Linked DNA regions of Homo sapiens: all the other regions are linked to region 1. A link is a loop called in an ENCODE intact Hi-C map of the cell type or tissue named here. Cell type or tissue: ascending aorta. All regions are shown on one strand. Region 1 overlaps RAB31 (RAB31, member RAS oncogene family). Region 2 overlaps PPP4R1-AS1 (PPP4R1 antisense RNA 1). Region 3 overlaps RAB31 (RAB31, member RAS oncogene family).

Region 1 (5,000 bases):
CATGTGTGCAGCAGTTGACAAGCCCCAATACAAACAGAGCTTTCAACTTACATTTTTAACTTTTTCAATATAATCACTCACTAAGAAATACCTGACATTTATATGCTCCCCTCCACACACACACACACACAAAACAGCAGGATGTTATTTTAAAAGATCGTTGAGAATACAACCAACCTCTTAGAAATTTAAAATATGGCTAGGTGTAGTGGCTCACACCAGTAATCCTAGCACTTTGGGAGGCCAAAGCAGGATGAACACTTGAGGCCAGGAGTTCAAGGCCAGCCTGGGCAACATAGCAAGACCCCTGACTCTACAAAAAAATGTAAAAATTAGCCGGGTGTGGCGACATGGGCCTGTAGTCCCAGCTACTTGGGAGGCTGAGGCAGGAAGATGGCTTGAGCCCGGGAATTCAAGGGTGCAGTGAGCTATGATTGTGCCACTGCACTCAGCCTGGGTGACAGAGTGAGATTCTGTCTCAAAAAATATATATATTAAAAATATGATGGCAGAAATTAAAATTTCATGGAGGAGTTAGAAAATAAAGTCAGGAAGTTGCCCCAAAAGTAGAAGAAAGTAGAAAAAAGCATCTGCCCTCAATTGTTAATGGCTGCTGTTCTGAGACAGGCAGGAAGGGCAGAGGACACAGGACCCAAGGCTTTATCAACACCGATCGCCGTTGCCAACATGTTCCTACTGGAAGGATCGTGGAGGCGTTCTGAAAACTATACACAAAACGGGAACAAGTGATTTATCGAGAGAATGAAAAAATAGCTGATTCAGTTCTCTTACATTAAAGGTATAAATTTGAAAGCCAAAAGATCAAGGATGAAATGTTGAAATTCAGAGAAATGTGGTTTTCTTCAGACACTGAAATATGAAGTGGGATTTGAAATACCAGTTGGCAATCTGAATTATTTTTACTCCTTCTCAGCCCTGTGTTTGGGGGACAATTCCAGCAAACCTGGGGCAACAGGGGACTTGGCTTTTAATACTCATCAGAAAACCCCTCTCCAGAAGGTCTCGCCTCCCAAGGAGAGCAGCCTGCACTGACCCTGAGCCCTAACAAACACAGCACCAAAGCTGCTGTTTATCTGCATCGTGCAAATCGATGCACAGAGTTCAAAGAGGTGACGGCAGAATCAAAACATCAGCTCCTGAGATGCCAATTGATGCCGCTGCTATTTCTGAGCTGCACCTCAAGTATGGATTCTGGCTCATGTTCCCTCGCAGTCCCCCAAACCACAACTCTTTTCATCTCAGTTGTTCTTAAGACCCCCTGTGGAGGAGCAAATCCTTGCCAGACTGTAGCCCACGTAGCCCCCAAGAAACTGGACACTGAGGAACTGTGACAGCCTGCCCTGCCCTGCCCTTGAAGATTAGGAAATTGCCCCTTACAGCAGGCAGCACACTTTCATGAGGCCAGCTGATTCCTACAAACTGCCAAGGAGGCAGGGTGGGGACCTCTCCCCAACACCGACCACGCTCATTTCTACCTTTCTCCATCACAGTTTAGGAATTCTCCTTCTCAGGGCTATTCCATTCAATCGTTCATTCACTCATTCTTCACTCGCCCAACAGGCATTCCCCAAACCCTCCCTTTCCCATGCCAACAGCAGGCTAGACCCCATTGGCGGGGAGATACCATTCCACCCTCCCTGGCCTCCAGGAGTTCTTAAGCAGGGCCAGGCACACGGCAGGAGGACCAGCACACAGTGGTGATGGGGCTGCCCCACCTGTGGCCCCTCTGAGCTCAGGAGACAACTCCTCGATTTGCTCCTTTTTTTCATTCCTTGATACCCAGGCTTACCCTATCACCCAGTGACAAACCTCGCCTGGTTTCTGTGTGCCCCGGGGCCTTCCTCCTTAGGCTGCAGGTGCTTGCTCAGTTCCCTCACGTGCCCCTGGGGCACAGGGCTGAGGGTGCATCTTCTCGGTGGGGGCGCTGGTCTGAAAAGCACCCCTTTGGAATCTATCATTTACTCTCCCAAGGGATGTGCTCAAAACAATGGACACAAGTCTCAAAGCAGCCAACAAATCAATCCTGCAAGGCCAGCCCCAAAACGCCCTTGAAGGCGGAAAAGGGAAGAAGTCACTTGACAATGCTCAATGTTCAGCTTTACTCATCATCCTCTACAAAGGGCTCAAGCGTCAACGCCAACTTGTCTGAAGAGTTACAGCAGCAAGTCTGCTCAAATTTAGATATAAGCACTGATTTTTCAAACAACAAAGTCACTGTCTCTTTATTTTGAAACATTTTAACTCTCACCTCTTTTAGAATGCACTGTCAAATGTACATTCTTACACACTTGATAGGAAAGAAATAACAGGACGAAAGGATAGACAAAGTTTTAGTTTGTCTCAGAAAGGGAAACATTTCTGCAAAGAACACCACCATCGAATCCTCTCTGACCCGTGGCTTGGGACCGCTCAAGTGGATGCAGTTCCCGACCTCCAGGGGCGACTGCTGTTCCTCGGCTGGCCACCAGGGGCACACCCTACCCGCGGTTTGCTGAGGACAGGCCAGGAGCCAGGCTAAGGAGTCACTCCGCGCTGGGAATGCCCTTCCCCGCAGGAAACTCGCTAGGGCTGTGACACACACACAAGGAAAGTGCCAGGGTAATAGTGGCTGTCGCATGTGAAGACACAGAGGTAGGACTCAGAAAAGAGAATGAAGCCTACTGGGTGAAGAAGGAGCCTTGGAAGAGAGAGACAGGATCAGAGAGGCCTGTCTTTAGGGCCACACTGACGGAAACCCATCTATGTATATATTATTCCATTTCGTAAGATTCTGAGAATACCACAGGCCGTCTTGTCCAGTCCCCTCGTTTTGGTAAAGAGGAAACAGTGTGACTTCCTCAAGGTCACATAGCTGGTTGGTAGAGTCAGAACCAAACTCTTTTGAGTCCTAGTCAAAACCTCTTAAGGCTCTCACTAGGTTAAATCAACTTCCCTGCTAAGTGTACATTTTTCCTTTATTTTTTTAAGAGAGAGGGTCTTGCTCTGTCACCCAGGCTGGAATGCAGTGGTGCAATCATAGCTCACTGCAGCCTCGAACTCCTGAGCTCAAGTGATCCTCTCGCTTCAGCCTCTCCAGTAGCCGAGACTACAGGTGTGCACCGCCACACCCTGCTATTTTTAAATGTTAGGGGTTTTTTTGCAGAGACAAGGTCTTGCTATGTGGGGCAGGCTAACGCAAACTCCCAGGCTCAAATGATCCTCCGGCCTCAGCCTCCCAAAGTGCTGGGGTTATAGGCTTGAGTCACCACACTGGCCTAAATTTCTCAAAAAAAAAAAAAAAAAAAGTCAAATTTCTAGAACTCACAAGTACTTTACTAGTGCTTTCTGGTTTCACGTTGCATAGCTCAAGTTACTCATAGCCTGACAGGCTCTGAAGATAGCCGCTGCAGCCTTAACAGTAATGAAAGGGGCTCAAATTATTGACTGCCGGGGAGACATTAGAATAAACCCGATTCTGACTCCAGAACCTGAAATAAAGTACAGTAAAACCCTACCTGTGGGCCAGATAGTGTTTCATTGTATAATCATTTGTATAGTCGATATCAGAGACGTACTCATGCCCAGCAATTGGTTCCATCTACTTCCTGGGAAATGGATCCCTCATATGAGATTCCTCTCTGAGAACAACCACTTATTCTGAAATGACAACCCCTGCTGTTTGAATTGTCACACTTATTAATCACATGTAAATCTATAATTATGAAATCAGGAACCACAAAGTTTTGGCTGCTGCCACACAAAACGCTAGGCACCACCAATCTGTGAAAACCAAGCACTAACACTTGATTCATTCCTGGACTCCTGCAACGGCCTTCAAGCTTCCTATCCCTCCAGATTAAGAATGATACCTCCCACTACAAGGAGGAGCTGCTAACATTCCTTTTGAAACTATTCCAAACAATAGAAAAGAGGGACTCCTCCCTAACTCATTTTATGAGGCCAGCATCATCCTGATACCAAAACCTGGCAGAGACACAACAAAAAAAGAAAATTTCAGGCCCATATCCCTGATGAACACCAACGCAAAAATCCTCAATAAAATACTGGCAAACTGAATCCAGCAGCATGTCAAAAAGCTTATCCACCACAATCAAGTTGGCTTTATCCCCGGGACGCAAGGCTGGTTCAACATATGCAAATCAATAATCGTAATCCATCACATAAACAAAACCAATCACAAAAACTACATGACATGATTATCTCAATAGATGCAGAAAAGGCCTTTGATAAAATTCAACACGACTTCATGCTAAAAACTCTCAATAAACTAGGTATTGATGGAATGTATCTCAAAATAATAAGAGCTACTTATGACAAACCCACAGCCAGTATCACACTGAATGGGCAAAAGCTGGAAGCATTCCCTTTGAAAACCGGCACAAGGATGCCCTCTCTCACCACTCCTATTCAGCATAGTATTGGAAATTCTAGCCAGGGCAACCAGGCAAGAGAAAGAAAAAAAGGGTATTCAAATAGGAAAAGAAGAAGTCAAATTGTCTCTGTTTGCAGATGACATGATTGCATATTTAGAAAACCCCATTGTCTCAGCTCAAAAATCTCCTTAAGCTGATAAGCAACTTCAGCAAAGTCTCAGGATACAAAATCAATGTGCAAAAATCACAAGCATTTTTATACACCAATAATAGAGAGCCAAATCATGAATGAACTCCCATTCACAATTGCTGCAAAGAGAATAAAATGCCTAGAAATACAACTTACAAGGGATGTGAAGGACCTCTTCAAAGAGAACTACAAACCACCACTCAACGAAATAAGAGAGGACACATACAAATGGAAGAACATTCCATGCTCATGGATAGGAAGAATCAATATCGTGAAAATGGTCATACTGCCCAAAGTAATTTATAGATTCAATGCTATCCCCATCAAGCTACCAATGACTTTCTTCACAGAATTAGAAAAAATTACTTTGAATTTCATATGGAACAAAAAAAGAGCCCGTATAGCCAAGACAATCC
Region 2 (5,000 bases), 150 kb after region 1:
AAAGTGTTGGGATTACAGGCATTGGCCACCTCGCCCAGCTAAATGGGTAAATTTTATAGTCTATAATTTATATCTCAATAAAGCTATTTAAAGTTTTGGGGTTTTTTGTTTTTTTTTGTTGTTGTTGTTGTTTTAAACGGAGTTTTGCTCTTTTTGCCCAGGCTGGAGTGCAATGGCACAATCTCGGCTCACTGCAACCTCTGCCTCCCAGGTTCAAGAGATTCTCCTGCCTCAGCCTCCCAAGTAGCTGAGATTACAGGCATGTGCCACCACACCTGGCTAATTTTTTATTATTATTTAGTAGAGACAGGGTTTCACCATGTTGGTCAGGATGGTCTCAAGCTCCTGACCTTAGGTGATCCACCCTCCTCAGCCTCCCAAAGTGCTGGGATTACAGGCATGAGCCACCACGCCCGGCTAAACTTTTTTTTCTTTTTTCCCCCCAAGACGGAGTCTCCCACTGTCGCCCAGGCTGGAGTGCAGTGGCGCGATCTTGGCTCACTGCAAGCTTCGCCTCCCAGATTAATGCCATTCTCCTGCCTCAGCCTCCCGAGTAGCTGGGACTACAGGCGCCCGCCATCACGCCCGGCTAATTTTTTGCATTTTTAGTAGAGACGGGGTTTCACCATGTTAGCCAGGGTGGTTTCAATCTCCTGACCTCGTGATCCGCCCACCTCAGCCTCCCAAAGTGCTGGGATTACAGGCGTGAGCCACCGCGCCCGGCCTAGGCTAAACTTTTTTAAATATAGGACTTTGAAAGCTTTAAAAAATAGGTAAACATAAACTGTTTGGGGGTATTATCTCTAAATTTTTGGAGATTTTAGTTTTTTCTTTATACTTTTCTGGGCACTCCAAAAACATGTATTTTTGTAATTGGAAAATTCAGAAAAGAATAAATGTTACAAAGATGTAGAATTCCGGCCGGCCATGGTGGTTCACACCTGTAATCCCAGCTCTTTGGGAGGCCAAAGTGGGAGGATTGCTTGAACCCAGCAGTTCAAGACTAGCCTGGGCAACAAAGTGAGACCGCATCTCAAAAAAAAAAAAATATGTAGAATTCCACCCCTCCCAACACCTGCCACATACCTACAAGCAGCAGCAACAACAAAACCTCCTAAAAAACCAAGAACATCGTTTGAGGGAGAAGTGAGTTGGCACCTGAGTTCAAGATTGTCTACCTGGATGATTTGTCCGAATAATGAAATGGTGGCAAACTGCAGCCATTCAAGCCAAGGGCAGCTGGTGAGAGGACACTGTTAAGGCACTTGCTTGGGAATTTCACAGAATTGTGATGAACAAAATATTATATGAGAAAGATAATTTTTGTATACTTGGCCAGAATAATTGAAACAGGCTAGTTAAAAAGTTATTAGTATGGTTTTGAAGTGGTTAATATCTTGGTCAGGATATTGAGTGAGAAACGGAGTGAAGAGGTGACTCCTAAAATGTTTCAATGACAAAATCCTCAGGGAACAGTGATAACTTAGATGGAATTAGAGATTATACCAAGACCATACATGTTGAAAGACTAGAAGTTCTCTTAATGCGAAAGAAGTTGACGAAGGACCATTTTGACAGAAAAGCTATGAATGTGAGGATACGCAAACGCTATTGCCATTATTTAGAATCAGGATTCCAGTGTTTGAATACTAATTCCCCTATTTGCTTGCTTGCTTGCTTTCTTTCTTTTCTTTTTTTTTTTTTTTTTTGAGACAGTCTCACTCTGTCACCCAGGCCAGAGTGCAGTGGTGTGATCTCGGCTCACTGCAAACTCCACCTCCTGGGTTCAAGAGATTCTAATGCCTCAGCCTCCCGAGTAGCTGGGATTACAGGCATGTGCCACCACACCCAGCTAACTTTTGTATTTTTAGTAGAGACAGGGTTTCACCATGTTGGCCAGGCTGGTCTCGAACCCCTGGCCTCAAATGATCCACCCACCTCGGCCTCCCAAAGTGCTGGGATTACAGGTGTGAGCCACTGTGCCAGGTCATTTGCTTTTTGATCTTTGTCAAAATACCCAACCTTTCTGAGCTTCGATTTCCTTTATTTTTAAAATGGTAATATCAATTTCTACTTCACAGGGCTGTTTTAAATAATCAGAAAGCACATAAAAGTGCTTAACAGGCTGGACGCGGTGGCTCACACCTGTAATCCCACCACTTTGGGGGGCCGAGGCAGGTGGATCACTTGAGGTCAGGAGTTTGAGACCAGCCTGGCCAACATGGTGAAACCCCGTCTGTACAAAAAAAAAAAAAAAATATATATATATATATACAAAAATTAGCTGAGTATGGTGGTGGGCGCCTGTAGTCCCAGCTACTCAGGAGGCTGAGACAGGAGAATCGCTTGTACCCGGGAGGCGGAGGTTGCAGCAAGCTGAGATTGCAGCAAGCTGAGATTGTGCAACTGCACTCCAGCCTGGGTGATGGAGCGAGATTCCATCTCAGAAAAAAAAAAAAAAAAGAAAAAAAGAAAAAAAAAGAAAAAGCGCTTAACATGATGCCTGGCACACGCTCTGAAAAATGTTTCATATATACGGTAATATTACCATTGGGGGAACTGATGTGAAAGTGACATAGGACATCCTGGCACATCATTTGAAACTTCATGTAAATCTGTAATTGTTTCTAAATAAAAAGTTAGAAAATGTATTAGCTATCTAGTCTGGGAATTATATTGTGTCATTGTGCTAATATTTTTCCCACCAAAGGAAGGAACCAAGGACCAGAGACACAAGCAATTTGTTACAAACAGTTACAGAGAAGTGAAATGAGAATGGAAGTAATTTCTTCTGAATCATATTACCATAGAGCAGCCTTAGTGTGAAGGGAGCTTAGAGTCAGGGCAGTTAACCACTGAACTTATCTGGGTTTGAATATGTGGTTTGCTATGGTTTATTTCCTGGTTCAACTTGACTCATCCATTCAGATTCAGAATAATAAACATTTAAACATTTAAAATAATAAGCATCTAAAATGATAAGCATTTCCTCCACACGTACTCTGTGCCAGGCATTGTGGAAGCCTCTCCCATATTGCTTTGAATGGGATTGCAACTAAAGCTTTCTAAATTCTAAGAGAAAGGCACAAAGGAAATTTACTACTGCCACTCTAATCCATTTAGTGCTCACTGTTTAAACATCTTTGTTTTCTCTTAATGAAATTAAAATGTGTGGAACAAATTGTGTAGGATGTAGTACCTCATCAGTGGGGAATTCTTTTGCCTCTACTAACCTGGAGCACTGGGAAAAGCACGGGAGTAGGGAACATAGTGGATAAGAAAAAGAGGGTTTATTTTCCTTTATACTCAGTTTACAGTAGTGATTCCAGCAGGATGCACTATTTTGTTCAGAAAAAGCTGATGCTAAGAAACTTGGAGCTGTGGCTGACGACCTTGGGACAGAGCTGAAGTTCTGTTGCATTCTCGGGGCAGTGTTCAGCTCCTGTAAATGTAGAAAGAACAGCCTGAATCAGGGTAACTCTGTATAGAGCTCAGTTCTGTAGGTATTTTTCTTCTCTTTTTTCTTTTCTTTTCTTCTCTTTTCTTTTCTTTTCCTTTCTTTCCCTCCCTCCTTCCCTCCCTCCCTCCCCTTCTTTCTTTCTCTCTTCTTTCTTAAGCACAGTGTGAGAAAATGTCTCTTTAGCTGATGTGAGTAAAGAGATCAAGTATCTTTGAAAAACTATGAAAGCTCTAGGAAAGGCTAAGGCTTCACATTCAGAATGTCACCTTGACAGGGAGCTTTAAAGGGAGATAGAAGAAGCATAGAGAGGAGGACAAGTAAAATTTCACAAATATACAATTTTTTTTTTTTTTTGAGACAGTCTCGCTCTGTCACCCAGGCTGGAGTGCAGTGGCGCGATCTTGGCTCACTGCAAGCTCTGCCTCCTGGGTTCACGCCATTCTCCTGGCTCAGCCTCCCGAGTAGCTGGGACTACAGGTGCCCGCCACCATGCCTGGCTAATTTTTTTGTATTTTTAGTAGAGACTGGGTTTCACTGTTAGCCAGGATAGTCTCGATCCCCTGACCTTGTGATCTGCCTGCCTCAGCCTCCCAAAGTGGTGGGATTACAGGCGTGAGCCACTGCGTCTGTCCTTACCTTTATACAATGTATAGAAATGTATAGGAGGCTTTAGGTAAGAGACTGGCAATTAGTTTTTTTAAATTGTTCCTTTTTTTTTTTGAGACAGACTCTCACTCTGTGTCCCGGACTGGAGTGCAGTGGCATGATCTTGGCTCACTGCAACCTCTGCCTCCCCGGTTCAAGTGATTCTCCTGCCTCAGCCTCCCTAGTAGCTGGGATTACAGGCATGTGCCACCATGCCCAGCTAATTTTTTGTATTTTTAGTAGAGACAGGGTTTCGTCATGTTAGCCAGGCTGGTCTCGAACTCCCAACGCCAGGTGATCTGCCCACCTCAGCCACCCAAAGTGCTGGGATTACAGGCGTGAGCCACCACACATGGCCTAAAAATTGTTCTTCTTATTTGAAAATGAGTTTATGAGGGACATTTTGTCAATCTGGCTTCAAAAAAGATGAATGAAATGAATGGTAAAAATTTGTTTAACGTGCTCGTTTCAGCAGCACATGCACTAAAATTAGACTGATACAGAGAAGATTAGCATGGCCCCTGTGCAAAGATGACACGCAAATTTCATTTTAAAAAAGCAAATAAATATTTGTTTAAAAATCATTTTTAATCATGTAAGTATTTCTCCATTTTTCAGACTGTTTCTCTTTTCATCATTTAAAACAATAAATAATAGGGCTGTCCTTATATACTTTCAGTTTCAGGAATGATAATTCTGAAGAAAAAAGTGAATGGTTCAATCACCGATACAAAAATTAACAAACATGATAGTGGCAAGCAACATCAGGTGGGTTTTGTTTATTAGCGATGTTTTCGCCATTTTTTTTTTATGTTTGTTTGTGGTTGAAAAGCCAGACACATTAATTTCCAAGGCTCATTGGCTGCTAAGAAAAATTGTCACTGTGGCCAGGCAC
Region 3 (5,000 bases), 53 kb before region 1:
CACTTCCCAACCCAGCCCCCATCGTCACTGTTGTTGGGTAACTTCCCACTGCTACCACTTGTAAGATAAAATAAACTAGGTCTGAGGGGTCTTCTCCCATCGGCACTTCCTGATCCCTCCCTCATCCTTCTGATTCATTCGTGGCCCTAAATACACCAGTGAGAGGTGGAATTTCAAGGAAATGCCAACAGGAGACCCCTGAGCTTGAAAAGCAGTTCCATTAGAAGCCATGAAATGAAGGCCAATGTCCAAAAATGACCAGGAAAGCCTGAAAGAGTTTCAAATTGGGAAGAGTCAAAGGGGATTTGTGTAGAGCCAAGAATTCAAAATCAGGAAAACAAGATCAAGCAGAAGAAATGTAGAACTAGAACCTGCTATGCGGAATGTATGGGGTTGGAGTAATTTCTCCCAAGGAATGACTTATTATGGCAGCTATAGGTCAAGGCTGCCCATGCTTGTCAGAGGAAGTGTGAGGGAGTGATTCTTGCTTAAGGGCCAGGGTGGGATAGGATATGCTCTTCTTCCTCTGACCTTCCCTCCTTCGCGGAGGATCCTGGCCACATGGCCCTAAAGCAAATGGTTCCTGAAATACCTGCAGGTCCTCTCACAGAGGTCCCAAAGCCAGGTACCCTTAACCCCTTACCCAAGCCAAAGGCAACCAAGCACAGGCTGGATATAAGGGAGTCGAACCATCCAGAAGAGGGATCATACATTACTTCAGTTTCACAATAATTTGAGCAGAGGAAGAATTTGTTTAGGGTTGTTCAAAATAGGAAAATCTTTCACCAAGATCAGGAACCTAGAAAAAGATCCAAGCTAAATAGGGTAGCCTCATATTAATTTGAACCCAATCACATCTCTTCTCCTGGTGATTATGAATGTGGGGTGTGAAAGGGGGCAGAGAGGCCCTGGAAATGCTTTGGAAGAGATTAAAGATGAAGGGCCAATGGTGTCACTTTTGTGTTTTGTGTGTGTGTTTTTTTAAATAATTTCAACTTTTTTGTTTGTTTGTTTGTTTGTATTTTGAGACAATGTCTCGCTCTGTCACCCAGGCTGGAATGCAGTGGTGCGATCTCAGCTCACTGCAACCTCTGCCTCCTGGGTTCAAGCAATTCTCATGTGTCAGCCTCCCAAGTAGCTGGGATTACAGGCGTGTGCCACCACACCTGGCTAATTTTTGTATTTTTAGTAGAGGGGGGTTTCATCATGTTGGCCAGGCTGGTCTTGAACTCCCAACCTCAGGTAAGCTGCCCACCTCAGCCTCCCAACATGTTGGGATTACAGGTGTGAGCCACCCTGACCAGCCAATAATTTCAACTTTTATTTTAGATTCAGAGGGGTACGTGTGCAGGTTTGTTACATGGGTATGCGGGGTGACACTGAGGTTTGGGGTACAATTGATTCTGTCACCCACGTACTGAGCACAAGAGGAAGTTTTGCAACTGTCCCCCACTCCTTCCTGCCTCTGAAGCTCCCAGTGTCTGTTTCCATCTTTATGTCCGTGAGTGCCCAATGCTTACTTCCCCTTATAAGTAAGAACATGCAGTATTTGATTTTCTGTTCCTGGATTAATTTGCTTAGGATAATGGGTGACACTTTTGAATCCTGAAAGATGATGAGTCATTGTTTTCATTCTCCAGGAAGCCTGAAGGGCAAGAGAGAAGCCCAGACAGTGCAGCCTGCAGTTAGAGACCTGTACAGATGCCAGGATAGATTCTGGGACTTCCTCATTCTTCTCTACCATAAACTCCTACTGACGAAAGCAATGCTTTTCCGAGAATGACCCTTGGACCACTTGTAAAAGGATCACTTTTTAAAATGCACATACCCTTGCCTGCCTCTTCCTATTGAATCAAAATCTCTGGACCTGGTTCCTAGAACTGGAATTTTTAACAAGTGCACTATGGTTTCTTGAATTCATGAAACTTTTAAAACCACTGAGGCAAGGTTACAACCTATTTCTCTTTTTTTCTTTGCAAGACTCAACTGCCCTGTTTTTCCCACCAGACCCAGGAAAAGGACATGCAGCGTCCTGTAGGGCTCTCCAGACTTTCTGAGACAAAGCTTTCTTTTCTATTTAGACCCTAGGCCAATCTGCTGTCCTAGAATAGCACAGACCTTGAATTAGCCCCATGCCATGTGCTACTTGTTCAGAAACTTGCTGCCAGCCCCAGCTCGCACACAGACTAGGTTCTCCTGCCATCTTGACCAGGCAAGTCAGCTGGTACCCCAGATCCTGTGGATTCAATCCATTTGAGGTTCTTATTTTCTTGCAACTCTGACAATCCCTTAAATGTCCCCAACTGTGCAAGCCTAACTCCAGCATCAGCAGATGGTGGAGAGAACAGAATGGCCTGCCCCACCAGGAACTGCACACTCTCCACCCCTGGGAGCTGTGACCAGAACATTCATGGGGAGGGAGAAGAGCGGCAGGAAGGACGGGGGGTTACACCCCTGAGCACCTACTCTGTGCAAGTCCAGGACAGTCTTCTCACATTCCACTTTGCTTTCATGCCTCAAATTCAGAGGGACCATACATTACTTCAGTTTCACAATAATTTGAGCAGGGGAGATTTTGTTTAGGGTTGTTCAAGATAGGAAAATCTCTCACCAAGATCAGGAACCTAGAAAAAAATCCAAGCTAAAAATCCTGAGTGTACCTGACCGGATGCCTCTGAATGCCTTCCACTCTGGGAGTGGGGCGGACCTTTATACCATCTTCTGGAACATGCAAGAAGATGAAACACACTGAACAGGCATCTCTGCCAAGTACTTCTGCACTCAAATGCCTTAAGTGGGCTGAGCCAAGGTTGGAGGGCGAATTCCATTTCCATCCAGCAAATTCTCAAAATAGGCCAGGCAGAGCTCCTTCCAAGAATTGACAAGCTTACACAACCAAAGTGTGTTGGATGAGATCAGTTCCACCAACACACACACACCTACACACACACATCTACACACACACTCATACACACACATCTACACACACTCATATACACATACATCTACACACACACATACACATCTACACACACACACCTATACACACATCTACACACACATTTATACACACATACATCTACACACACATACACATCTACACACACATACACACACATCTACATACACATCTACACACACACTCATACACACATACATCTACACACACACATACACACACACATACAAACACATCTACATCCACACATATCTACACACACATATCTACATACTGTCCTGCTACAACCCTCAGTTAAAAATCAAATACAGTTTTCTGGGAATTACAGGAGAGCAAAGTACTTTGGGATTAGAGTAAAAGAAGGTCAAGCTCTGAATAAGGTCTGGGGTTTAGAGGTTTGGCTAACTCCCCAGAAAAGTTATATCAGCAGGCAGAATCTGGAGCAGCCAGATTGCTGACCAAGAACCGATTCCCCCACCATAGAAACGTGTCAACAAGCCGGTGCCCACTAGGTTCCCAGGCCCTATCACTTACCGACTATTCCTGTCTCACAGGAGACAGACATTCTGGGCAGAGACCCAGGCAGCAGTCTTCCCCTTCCCTCTTTCCTAAATGGGAATTTTTAATACAGTTACCCTGTTTATCTTTTGTACCTTAGGTGTGCTGGAGATGGTTAATTTAATCATTTGGCCCAGTGTGTTTACAAAATTTTTGTCAAATACATCCCCCTTTGTAATTTTTGCCATGTGTATATAATATATATAATGCATATGTATCACACATACCCTCACCTGACTGTTCCAATATTTATTATTTTTATCTAAATCAACTTTTTGTTAATCAGATTTTTTACTGAGATAACCGTAGATTCGTTTACATGCAGTTGTAAGAAACAGTACCAAGCGATTTCTCATACACTTCGCCCAGTTTCCCTAAATGGTCACATCTTGAAAAACTATGGTATAATATCACAAAGAGGACATTGTCATTGATGCATTCTATCTTATTCAGATTTCTCCAGTTTTACTTGTATGCACTTATGTATGTGAGTTAAGCTGTATACAATTTTACCACCTGTGTAGGTTCCTGTGTCCACCACCACAGAGAAGATACCAAGCAGTGCCGACACCACAGGGTCCCTTATGTTGCTCTTTCAAACCCATGCCCACTTTCCTCCCCGTCCCCCACCCCTACTTCCCCTTATGATAGGCCCTGGCAATCAGTAATCTATCCTCTATTTCTAAAATGTTATATAAATGGAACCATGCAATGTGAAACCTTTGGGACTGGCTTCATTCACTCGGCACAATTCCCCTGAAGATGCATTTCGAGCTGTGTGTATCAGCAGTTTGCCTCCTTTTAGTGCTGAGTAGTAGTCCATGGTATGGATGCACCACAGTTTGTTTAGCCATTCGTAACTGAAGGACATCTGGGCTGATCCCAGTTTAGGACTATTACAAATAACGTGTCTATGAATATTCATGTGCAGGTTTTGTGTGAACATAAGTTTTCATTTCTCCAGGATAAATGCCCGTGAATGTGATTGCCAGGCCATATGGTAACTGCACGTTTAGTTTTATAAGAAACTGCCAAACTGTTTTCCAGAGTGGCTGTGCCATTTTGCATTCACACCGGCAACGTATGGATGACTCAGTTTTTCCATATCCTCACCAGCATTAGGTGTTGTCGCTGATTTTTATTTTAGCCATTCTGATAGGTTTGATGATGATATTGAACGTCGCCTTATATCCTTCCTCACCATCTTCCTATTCTCTCAGGTGAAATGTCTGTTTATGTCTTTTGCCATTTTCAAATTTTTTCATGTAAATTTTGTGAGTTCTTTATATAGTCTACATACTAGTCCCTTATAGATATATAGTTTGCAAATATTTCCTCCTAGTCTGTAGCTTGTCTTTCATCCTCTTCACACCTCAATATTTCACAGAGCAAATATTTTTAAGTTTTTAAATTTTAAGGGTGTCTAATTTATCAGTATTTCCTTATATGAATCGTGCTTTTAATGATAAGTCTAAGAACTCTT

Evidence for each region. Peaks named below come from ENCODE experiments on the same cell type or tissue, not always from the same donor. Only the 100,000 strongest peaks of a DNase experiment are listed, where the experiment ranks them.
Region 2: a loop joins it to region 1, with 5 times the contacts of the local background. A loop is called at or near these places in 27 of 110 quality-filtered maps.
Region 3: a loop joins it to region 1, with 4 times the contacts of the local background. A loop is called at or near these places in 5 of 110 quality-filtered maps.

Annotation. Positions count from the first base shown.
Region 1 is chr18:9,769,158-9,774,157 of GRCh38, reverse strand. The region is part of intron 1 of RAB31 (RAB31, member RAS oncogene family); the gene reads right to left. Among named protein-coding and RNA genes, the nearest start is that of RAB31, 63 kb to the right of the region's middle. RefSeq lists an enhancer at 2,744-2,793. In ascending aorta, a CTCF peak has its summit at 2,479; a DNase peak (open chromatin) is centred at 2,527; H3K27ac peaks cover 522 bases.
Region 2 is chr18:9,617,637-9,622,636 of GRCh38, reverse strand. PPP4R1-AS1 (PPP4R1 antisense RNA 1) reads right to left here. Exons shown (of 3, transcript NR_110773.1): 3 at 3,274-3,442. It also overlaps the pseudogene RNU6-903P. Among named protein-coding and RNA genes, the nearest start is that of PPP4R1-AS1, 5.3 kb to the right of the region's middle. In ascending aorta, no CTCF peak of the experiment used is centred here; a DNase peak (open chromatin) is centred at 2,376; H3K4me3 peaks cover 696 bases; H3K27ac peaks cover 802 bases.
Region 3 is chr18:9,822,401-9,827,400 of GRCh38, reverse strand. The region is part of intron 5 of RAB31 (RAB31, member RAS oncogene family); the gene reads right to left. Among named protein-coding and RNA genes, the nearest start is that of TXNDC2, 61 kb to the left of the region's middle. In ascending aorta, no CTCF peak of the experiment used is centred here; a DNase peak (open chromatin) is centred at 2,790; H3K27ac peaks cover 3,068 bases.